Regions from separate parts of the Homo sapiens genome. Here region 2 is linked to region 1. A link is a loop called in an ENCODE intact Hi-C map of the cell type or tissue named here. Cell type or tissue: breast epithelium. All regions are shown on one strand.

The links. Peaks named below come from ENCODE experiments on the same cell type or tissue, not always from the same donor. Only the 100,000 strongest peaks of a DNase experiment are listed, where the experiment ranks them.
Region 2: a loop joins it to region 1, with 31 times the contacts of the local background. A loop is called at or near these places in 1 of 110 quality-filtered maps.

Annotation. Positions count from the first base shown.
Region 1 is chr13:112,981,538-112,986,537 of GRCh38, reverse strand. All of the region lies in intron 1 of MCF2L (MCF.2 cell line derived transforming sequence like), which reads right to left. Among named protein-coding and RNA genes, the nearest start is that of MCF2L, 15 kb to the right of the region's middle. RefSeq lists enhancers at 12-1,009, 4,292-5,000. In breast epithelium, no CTCF peak of the experiment used is centred here; no DNase peak of the experiment used is centred here; H3K4me3 peaks cover 3,423 bases; H3K27ac peaks cover 1,612 bases.
Region 2 is chr13:113,056,578-113,061,577 of GRCh38, reverse strand. It overlaps MCF2L (MCF.2 cell line derived transforming sequence like), which reads right to left. Exons shown (of 30, transcript NM_001112732.3): 5 at 866-985. Among named protein-coding and RNA genes, the nearest start is that of F7, 47 kb to the left of the region's middle. In breast epithelium, no CTCF peak of the experiment used is centred here; no DNase peak of the experiment used is centred here.

The DNA of each region.
Region 1 (5,000 bases):
AAACACCCCTGTGCGGTGGGTCCTCCGAGGGCAGTGGGACCGTGGGGAGGTGGGAGGTTTGGGGGAAGCCCAGGTGTGAATGGGGCGGTGGTGGTGCTGACGTCTACTGCTGTGTCCTCCCACACCGTTCGTGGGACGCTCTGACAACCCTGTGATGCGCATTTCTCTCCGTGACTTCCTGACTCTCCTCATCTGCAGAACGGGTGAGTTCAGAAGAGAGTGGATGCAGTTTTATAAACAGCAAAGCTGCAACTCTGAGGACAAGGACTCAGCACTCTGGGCCCCGGGAAAGCGCCACATGGCATCCGGCCGCGGCCCCATCCTCACAGAGACTGTGTCTTCACAGGCAGGATCAGACCCCGACCGCAGGTCATGCCAGGCAGACACACAGATGGCATTCAGCCAGTGAAGGGGCGAGCCCTTGTTCCAGGGCATTTTCTGGATTTCGAGGTGGAATGAAGGAAATGCCTTCTGAGGCAGGAGACCTGCTCAGCCCCACGCACGGCCCTGGGGGCTCACTGACCACGGGACGGGAAGAGGAAGAGTGGCCGGGGCTCACAGCTCCCTGCACGGCTGACCGTGGGAAGCTCTGCATAAACCGGGCTTCGGTGTGCCGGGGCCGATCCTCAGGCACGTCACCGGGTGTCCCATGGTCAAGGGGACCAGCAAAGTGTTCGGTCACGGCCTTGTCTCTGTCCTGCACCTGCAGCCATGGCCCCGGGACATCAGAGCTCTCAAGACGCGGGGCAGCCTGGTGCAGGCTGAGCCCCCAGCTGTTTGCACAGTTTGTGAGGCTCAGGCTTGCCAGACAAAAGGAGGTTATTTGCTTTTGGTAACTGTGACATAAATTAGGATCAGATGATAACTTTAGGGTGAAAAGCTCATTTGCTTCTCATCCCCACTCCCTGAGCTACTGCAAATTCCACAGGGGACACAGACTGCCCTGTGGAGCACGGGGCATCCACAGAGGGCACCTCCATGCTGCCTCACCCAGAGGCCGCCTCGACTGCTCCGAGCACACCACCTGCGAGGGACTCACAGGGGACGAGGAGACTCACCCTCAGCCACGGACAGCAGCCAGGAGCACCACTCAGAATACAGGTAGTAGCTTTTCATTTCCGCCACGGAAATCCGGACAGCCTTTCCGTCCCCCATGGCGAGGATCAGCTGCCGGGGAGGACGCGCGCTGCCCTGGGCTCGCCACAACCCTCTCCTTGTAACAGGACCTTTCTATGCTGAACTTTGTCCCCTAAAATCTGCATGAGGGACCAGCTGGCTTTTTACTTTCATTTCACCCACTACCTGGGACAGAGTACGCCAGGCAATTACCCTCCTGGAGGCCGATTCCTGCTCCGCCCTGATGTTTACATGCAGGTCCAGGCGACACACCGTGCCCGCCCGAGAGGAACTTGAGGAAAAAGGAACAAGCCTGAGCTATTCTTGCCTTGGGTCCAGGCACAAGGGACCCCGCTGGGGGCATGGCCTCCCTTGCTTTAAACAGGCAGCCGGAAGATGAAACGCAGCAGGTCTTCCGCTGTGCCTGGGGAGCAGCATATTCCTGGGGAGGCTGAGCCAGAGAGTCCTGTCGGGGGTGACTGCTTGCCAGTCTTCCTCCATCTGATCACGGCCCCAAATGCTGACACCACTGGCAATTGGAGGGATGGACAGAAGCAGAGCGGCCTCTGAAGGAGGATGAGCTGCACAGAGACACCGGGACCTGCATCCTGACGCCCTCTCCCCTTCCAGCTTTCCTTCGAGGGAGTCAAGTGTGATTGCTGAGGGATTGGTTCCTCCCAGAAGAACAGCTTTTGTTTGTGCACAGTCTTAGATCCACACGTTTTCCTTTTTGCACGCGCTACTAGGAAGCTTAAAGGGGAATTCCGCTGAGATCACTCACCCTGGGTGCCTCAAATGTATTTATCTGCTTCTTATGGTGAATCCTGATTCTGTTTGAAACTTCCTGTGCCAATCTCAAACACGTTTTATGAAGAGAATTTCTAGGCCGGGCGCAATGGCTCATGCCTGTAATCCCAGCACTTTGGGAGGCTGAGGCGGGCGGATCACATAAGGTCAGAAGTTTGAGACCAGCCTGGCCAACATGGCGAAACTCCATCTCTACTAAAAATACCAAAAAAATTAGCCAGGTGCGGTGGCACATACCCGTAATTCCAGCTACTCGGGAGGCTGAGGCAGGAGAATCGCTTGAACCCAGGAGGCAGGGTTGCAGTGAGCCAAGATCACACCATTGCACTCCAGCCTGGGTGACAGAGCGAGACTCCATCTCAAAAAAAAAAAAAGGAGAATTTCTAAATTCTAAGTAAAACAATCTGTTTTTCTTGGCTTAATTGGAACTCAGCTCCAAATACCCCAGGGCAGGGCAGCACAGGTGGACCCTGGGAGATCCGGCACCCGGCGAGGGTGCTGCTGCCTCTGAAGTATGGTGGTATCTCTGCCACCATGCCATGCAGGACAGAGGGGAGATGGACAACCCTGGCACCGGCCCCAACCTCCACTCAGTAAACAGACAACATCCACTCTTGGTTATCAGAAAATCTCCACCTGCAGCTACATTTTCTCCCAGCACCGTCTCCTCCGGGCAGAGGAGGCTCCTCCTCCATGTGAGTGGAAGTCCACCTGCCTCCTAACCCAAAGGGGCTCTTTTCAGTGCTCAACCCAAGGAAAACAGCTGCAGCACGGGGAGAGGTCTGTCCACAGAGATGCAGAAGCCAGCCTGACCCAGACACACAGGTGGACGGGTGGAGGAGGAGGAAGCCAGGCAGAAGGGAAGGCCCAGGAGGCTGCAGACACCACGCTTCCCCGGGGCCACAGTGCGTCAGAGCACTGAAGTGTCCGTCACCGCCTCACATCCTGATGACCAAGGGCAGAGCCAGCGAGATAAGGCAGGGGACAGAGCTGTAAAGAGGCCACAGGCATCTGACGCTCCTCCCGGCTCCCTGTCTCCGCCTACGGCTCTGCCGTGCCCAGCACCACGGGCTTTGGAGATGGGAACCTGCAGCGTGGCGGGCCTCAGACGTCGGGTGCCGCATTTACAGAGCTTGACTTAAGCCCCGCTGCCCCTCGAGGTGCAGGGCAATGCCTGGAGAAGGCCACCTGCCGGATAGAAGGGAGGAGGCTCATCCTGCAATTGTGAGGTCCGGCCTGGGTTTCCGCAGTGCCACTGGGCACACTCCCCAGCAGATGGGAAGCCAAAGACATGTTAACTTTTTTATTCTCACGACACAGAACTAACTTCTAGGAGTTTCTGGTGAAAAATCCCATGGTGAATCTTACTGGAGCTTCCCGTCCCTACCCAGCTGCCATGAACCTGCAACCTAGACCTGTGTGAGGGGCTCTGCTACCCCCTCACCTCCAACAAACCCTGAGGCACCTGCTGAGTGCTGCGTCCCTGCCACAGCCCGTGGGCCGCACCTGAACCTCACCTCAGGCCTTGCACTGAACCAGCCTGGCTGCCCCCACCACTTTCCACACCCAAAGGCATCAGGAAGTGCTTTCCCCAACCTCCCCACTGGAACCAGCGCCTCCTGAGCGTCACCACCATGGACTCGGGGACGAGCTGCGCCCCAGCCCCAGCCCCAGCCCAGCTCCTGAGGGTTCTTCCACCGACACCCCCTCCACACCTCGGCGCCCCTCAAGCTTCCATCCTCGCCCTTGTTCTCTGCAATTTCCCTGATCATCCTGTCCTTTGTCACAGCTCCAGCTGGGTGTCAGCTCCAGCCCAGACGTCACTTCCAACCACAGACACGATCACAGACATCACGCCAAGTCCCTTATGCAGCACGGGCTCAGCCACTGCTGGGACAGCTCACCCTGTCCTGAGGGTAAGCGGCATGGTCCCTGCCCAGCTCTCCCTCACCACGTCTCCCCCCTCCCACAGCACGCGAGAGCAGGCCTCTCGGCACAGCTGTGACGCCCGCCTCCCACCAGACACAATGAGGGCTCAGCAGCCTTCCGTGGCGCACACCCTCCTCCGCAGGAGGCCCCCCAGACTCCCCATCTGCCGCACCTCCCACCTGATGGGCAGAGGGGCAGAGCCTTGGGGAGATGCCCCCGGCCACCTGCCACGGAGCCTGGGCTCGCTCCATCCCTAGGTCCCCTGCTGCCACCCACTCTGTGGCTTCCTGCAGTCCGCAGGCTCCAGGCCCCATGGATGCGGCCACCCTTGGCCCAGCGTCCAGTCCTCTCCACGGCACGGCCAACATCTTGGAGAAAGCCTCCATCACTGCTCTTCCTACGCCACCACATCCTGTGCCTTCGGCCCCAGCTCAGAAATCCCCTTCACGAGGTGGGCACGGCCTCCATTACTAGGAGTACGTGGGGCTTCTCTGCCCTCCTTGGAGCCCACTAGGCCCCTAGACCTCTTTCCAAAGCTCCTGAGCTCTTGTCCCTTTGTCCCCCTCGTCGGCCCCATGCTCTCTGCTGGGGCCCCCACTGCCCGACCCCTCAGACAAGGCCTCCACTGCTGCACTCCGGGCCTAGTTTCCCACAACCTTCAGGTCCAACATGAGCTGAGCATCTTCCCCCAGCCCTGACCGGGGCCTGCCCAGTCCAGGCCTGGAAACACAAAGGGGCATCTGTGACTCCTCCACCTTCCAATCGGAGACGCACATCCTGGGAAGAAAACCTGCGGGGTGCCGAGCTCCTGCCGAGGGAGACAGCCAGGGCTGGGAGGGGGCCGGACAAGGCTCAGTCCCCAGGCGTCCATGCCAGGTGGGTCACGCTGGCGGCCCAGGCAACAGGAGGCAGAGGGCACTGGGCTCTGAGCCGCACCCGCACCGCCCGGCCTGAAGGAGGAGGTCCCACACCTGGGCTATGCGTCCCCCTGCCTGTGCCTCGGGGTGTGGACCCTGCCAGGAGCTGGTGGTCATCCGGTCTCAGGCTCGCAGGCCCAGGGACCCAGAGTCTGCCTCTCACTACACCCAGGTGATCTGTGCCGCGGAGGCCGCTCCACCCAGATGCCACGGGCTCGGTGCATCTGGGGA
Region 2 (5,000 bases), 75 kb before region 1:
GGCTGGTGCCACCTGATTCCCAGCGCACAGGGAGTAGCTTCACAGTGAGCGACCTGCACCCCAGATTGCCTGGTTTCCAGTAGCATCTGGCTGGTGCCATGGGGTGCTCTGCGGTGCCTGGTGCTGGCCCATATGTCTCTGTTCTCTTTGTGGCAGAGAAGATGTGAGCTCGCCAAGGCAGCTGACCAGGGCTCTCCGGGGGAGCTACACAGCTCGGGCTGGTGACCGGGCTCCACAGGCTCTAAGGGACTTTGTGAAGCCTTTGTTCTTTAAAGGACAGCAGATCAGGACTGAAGGTGCTTTCTCAGTGGGCAGTGTTGGGAGATGCTGCCCTGTGCCGGGATAGTGTGGTGGCGATGGGGCAGGGGTCACCCTGTTGGCTGCTCCAGGACAGGTCCGGCCCATCCCTGTCAGCAGTGGGTGCTCCCTCCCAGGTCCAGAGATGCTTACAGCCCCCTCCCCAGCCCTTCTCTCATCCCTGGGGTGCAGGCAGGGCCTGGGCTGAGTTCCTCGCGGGTGGGCCAGGCGGACTCTCAGCCCTTAGGGTCTCAAGTTCTGTAGTTCTCCTGGGGGTATGAATGTCGCGTGACCCGCGTCCTGATGGGATGCCCACACGGTGGCCTCTCTGAGGTTGATGCTCTGTGCACCTCTGGCGGGGTGGGGGCTGGGGGCGGGGGTGGGGGAAGAAAGGATTGTACTGCTTCTGGCAGCATTGAGGAGGTGCAACTTCCCGCCAGGTCCTGCGGGGTTTTGTTGACCGTGTGGCCCTGAAGTCAGCTCCTCGAGGATTTCGATGATCACAGATGGGCCAGGACGGCAATGAGTTCCGTTCTGCTACCGCAGGATGGAGGCGGGGCGCACTTACCGGCACCTTCATCTTAAAGTCATCTCTATTGAATTTGAAAGCGATGTCGGAGAGAGTCCTTTGGAAAAAACCCGTCGGGCGAAGCACGAGGACGAGCTGCAGGTTTGCCGGGAAAGATGCCTGTGAGAGAGGGCGAGAGACAAGGGCCTGCAGCGTGCTCTGCAGACAGCAGCCCCCCTAGTGCGGTGCCTGCACGCTGGGCTGACCGGGGGCGCGCAGCTAGCGGCCAGGCATCCTCAACGCAGCAGGTTTATGCTGAGATAAACATGGTAGAGATGCTGGCCTCTGTGAAAGGCATCTCTTTTCTAAAAGAAAAGAGGAAAAGCCTCATGTCTTGGCAGAACGTTATGCTGCTTACAAATGTAAAAGTCCAAAGCTTACGACAGTTGTTAGGGGCTGAGCTGTGTCCCCCCAAATTATGATGTCGAAGCCTAACTCCCAGTGCCTCCGAACGTGACCTTGGCTGGTGACGCGGTCTTTACAGAGGTAACCAAGCTAAAGTGAGGTCATTAGGGCAGGCCCTGATCCCAGCACCGCGTGGAGAGCTCCCAGAGAATTTGCTGGTGGAGGCCGGGGCGGTGCTTCCACACCCAGGGAGACCCAGGAGGCAGCCAGACCAGAAGCTGAGGAGAGGCCTCGAGCAGAGAGACGCTCCCCATAGCCTTGGAAGGAGCCCCCTCCGGCCACACCTGAGTTCAGACTCCGCCTCCGGGGCTGGGAGGGAACAGCTTCTGTGCGCCCAGTGGTCAGTCTGTAGTTACTTTGTTACCATGGCCCCAGGAAACCAAGACACTTGTCAAATTTTATAAAAGCAACATAGACACATGTGTGTGTTACCTACAAAAATAAAAATAATCTTGTGCCCTGGTGTGCACACACGGCCTTGGACACAGTTACATGAATTTATTTGGAAACTGGCTCTGCCTCTTACAAGGCGTGGGAACTTGGGTAGGTCACTCCCCTTCTCTGTGTCTCAGCTTCTCCATTGGGAAAGTGGGGAGACCGGCAGTGCCTACTCATGACACCCTTTCGAAGATGAAATGGACCAAGGCGTGCGTGGCGTTCAGTGGACACCTGCACCAAGGAAGCGCTCAAAAGCCGCGATGACAGACGTGCAGTGATGGTTGCTCTCGACACCAAGTTATGTCCAGATGCTGAAATCCAGGGAGACCCCATCACCAAAAAAAGAAACTGAAGCAACTGAGTTTGATTTCTGGATAACTAAGTTAAATGCACCTAAAATATGACATATAGAAAAGAATGGCATTGCCCTAAAGCCCGAAAGGAATATAGCAGCAAGGACTAGAGGAGGAGTGACCGACTCACCAGGATGTCCTGCCTGGGCACTGCCCCAGCCACACTCCAATGTTCAGGCTGGCCTAGCGAGGACCATAAGAAGAGGGCCCTGAGGTTAGGAAGCTGGGGTAGGGTCTGAAGTCAGGGGACGCGTGGGGCGTGGGCCAAGTCTGGGCCCTCCAGCCACGCTGGCTGCAGGGACACCTGGGCTCATCTCTACTGCTGACAACATGATCTCAGGCGGGAATTCTAGATCGCGCACCCCAAGTTCCAACCCAGCTCTGGGATTGCAACATAAGTGGCTGGGACCTCACTTAGGATTATACAATGCCTTTTCCACAGTTGTGGAATCCTAGTAGCAAGACCTTGACAAGTCTGTCCTCAGCACCCAAACACTCAGCACCCACTCAGCACCCAAATGGCACTGAAACACTCAGCACCCAAACAGCGCTGAAACACTCAGCACCCAAACAGTGCCGAAACACTCAGCACCCAAACACTCAGCACCTAAACACTCAGCGCCCACTCAGCGCCCAAATACACAGCGCCCACACATCACCCAAACACTCAGCACCCAAACACTCAGCGCCCAAACACACAGCGCCCACTCAGTGCCCAAATACACAGTGTCCACTCAGCCCCCAAATACTCAGCCCCCAAACACACAGCGCCCACTCAGCGCCCACACAGCACCCACTCAGTGCCCAAACAGCGCCCATTCAGTGCCCACTCAGCGCCCAAACACACAGCGCCCACTCAGTGCCCAAACACTCAGCACCCAAACACACAGCAAACACACAGCAACTAAACACTCAGCACCCAAACACTCAGCAACCACACAGCAAACACACAGCTACTAAACACTCAGCACCCACACAGCGCCAAAACACTCAGCATCCAAACACTCAGCTCCCACCACTCAGCACCCAAACACACAGCACCTAAGCACTCAGCACCCACTCAGCACCCAAACACACAGCACTCAAACACACAGCACCCACTCAGCACCCAAATACTCAGCACCAAAACACTCAGCACCCACTTAGCGCCCACTCAGTGACCAAACACACAGCACCCACTCAGCACCCAAACACAAAGTGCCCGAACACTCAACGCCCACTCAGTGCCCAAACACTCAGCACCCACTCAATGCCCACTCAGCGCCCACACACTCAGCACCCAAACACTCAGCGCCCAAACACACAGCGCCCAAAAACTCAATGCCCACATAGTGCCCACTCAGTGCCTAAACACTCAGCGCCCAAACACACAGCGCCCACTCAGCACCTAAACACTCAGCACCCAAACACTCAGCGCCCAAACACTCAGCACCCAAACAGCACCGAAACACTCAGCACCCAAACACTCAGCACCTAAACACTCAGCACCCATTCAGTGTCCAAACACTCAGAGCCCAAACACTCAGCACCCAACACTCAGCACCCAAACAGTGCCAAAACACTCAGCACCCAAACACTCAGCACCCAACACTCAGCACCCAAACACACAGCACCCACTCAGCACCCAAACACTCAGCATCCAAACACTCAGTGCCCAAACACACAGCGCCCAAACACTCAGCGCCCACACAGTGCCCAAACACTCAGCACCCAAACACACAGCAAACACGCAGCTACTAAACACTCAGCACCCAAACACTCAGTGCCCACTCAGCACCCAACACTCAGCACCCAAACAGTGCCAAAACACTCAGCACCCAAACACTCAGCACCCAACACTCAGCACCCAAACACACAGCACCTAAACACTCAGCACCCAAACACTCAGCACCCAAACACACAGCACTCAAACACACAGCACCCAAACACACACCACTCAAACACACAGCACCCAAACACACAGCAAACACGCAGCTACTAAACACTCAGCACCCAAACACTCAGCACCCAAACACTCAGCGCCCACTCAGCACCCAACACTCAGCACCCAGTGCCAAAACACTCAGCACCCACTCAGTGCCCAACACTCAGCACCCAAACACACAGCACCTAAACACTCAGCACCCAAACACTCAGTGCCCAAACAGCCCCCAAACACTCAGCGCCCACACAGCACCCACTCAGCACCCACTCAGTGCCAAAACAGCACCCATTCAGCACCCACAGCACCCAAACACAGCACCCACTCAGCACCCAAACACACAGCACCTAAACACAGCACCCACTCAGTACCCAAACACACAGCACCTAAACACTCAGCACCAAAACACACAGCACCTACTCAGCACCCAAACATTCAGCACCCACTCAGCACCCAAACACACAGCACCCAAGCACTCAGCACCCAAACACACAGCACCCAAACACTCAGCACCAAAACACTCAGCACCCAAACACACAGCACCCAAACACTCAGCGCCCACTCAGTGCCCACTCAGCACCCAAACACACAGCACCCACTCAGCGCCGAAACACTCAGCACCCAAACACTCAGCACCCAAACACACAGCACCCACTCAGCACCCACTCAGCGCCGAAACACTCAGCACCCACTCAGCACCCAAACACACAGCACCCACTCAGCACCCACTCAGCGCCGAAACACTCAGCACCCAAACACACAGCACCTAAACACTCAGCACCCAAACACACAGCACCCAAACACTCAGTGCCAAAACACTCAGCACCCAAACACACAGCACCCACTCAGCGCCGAAACACTCAGCACCCACTCAGCACCCAAACACACAGCACCTAAACACTCAGCACCCAAACACTCCGCACCCACACAGCACCCAACCACTCAGCACCCAAACACACAGCACCCAAACACTCAGCACTCACTCAGCGCCAAAACACTCAGCACCCAAACACACAGC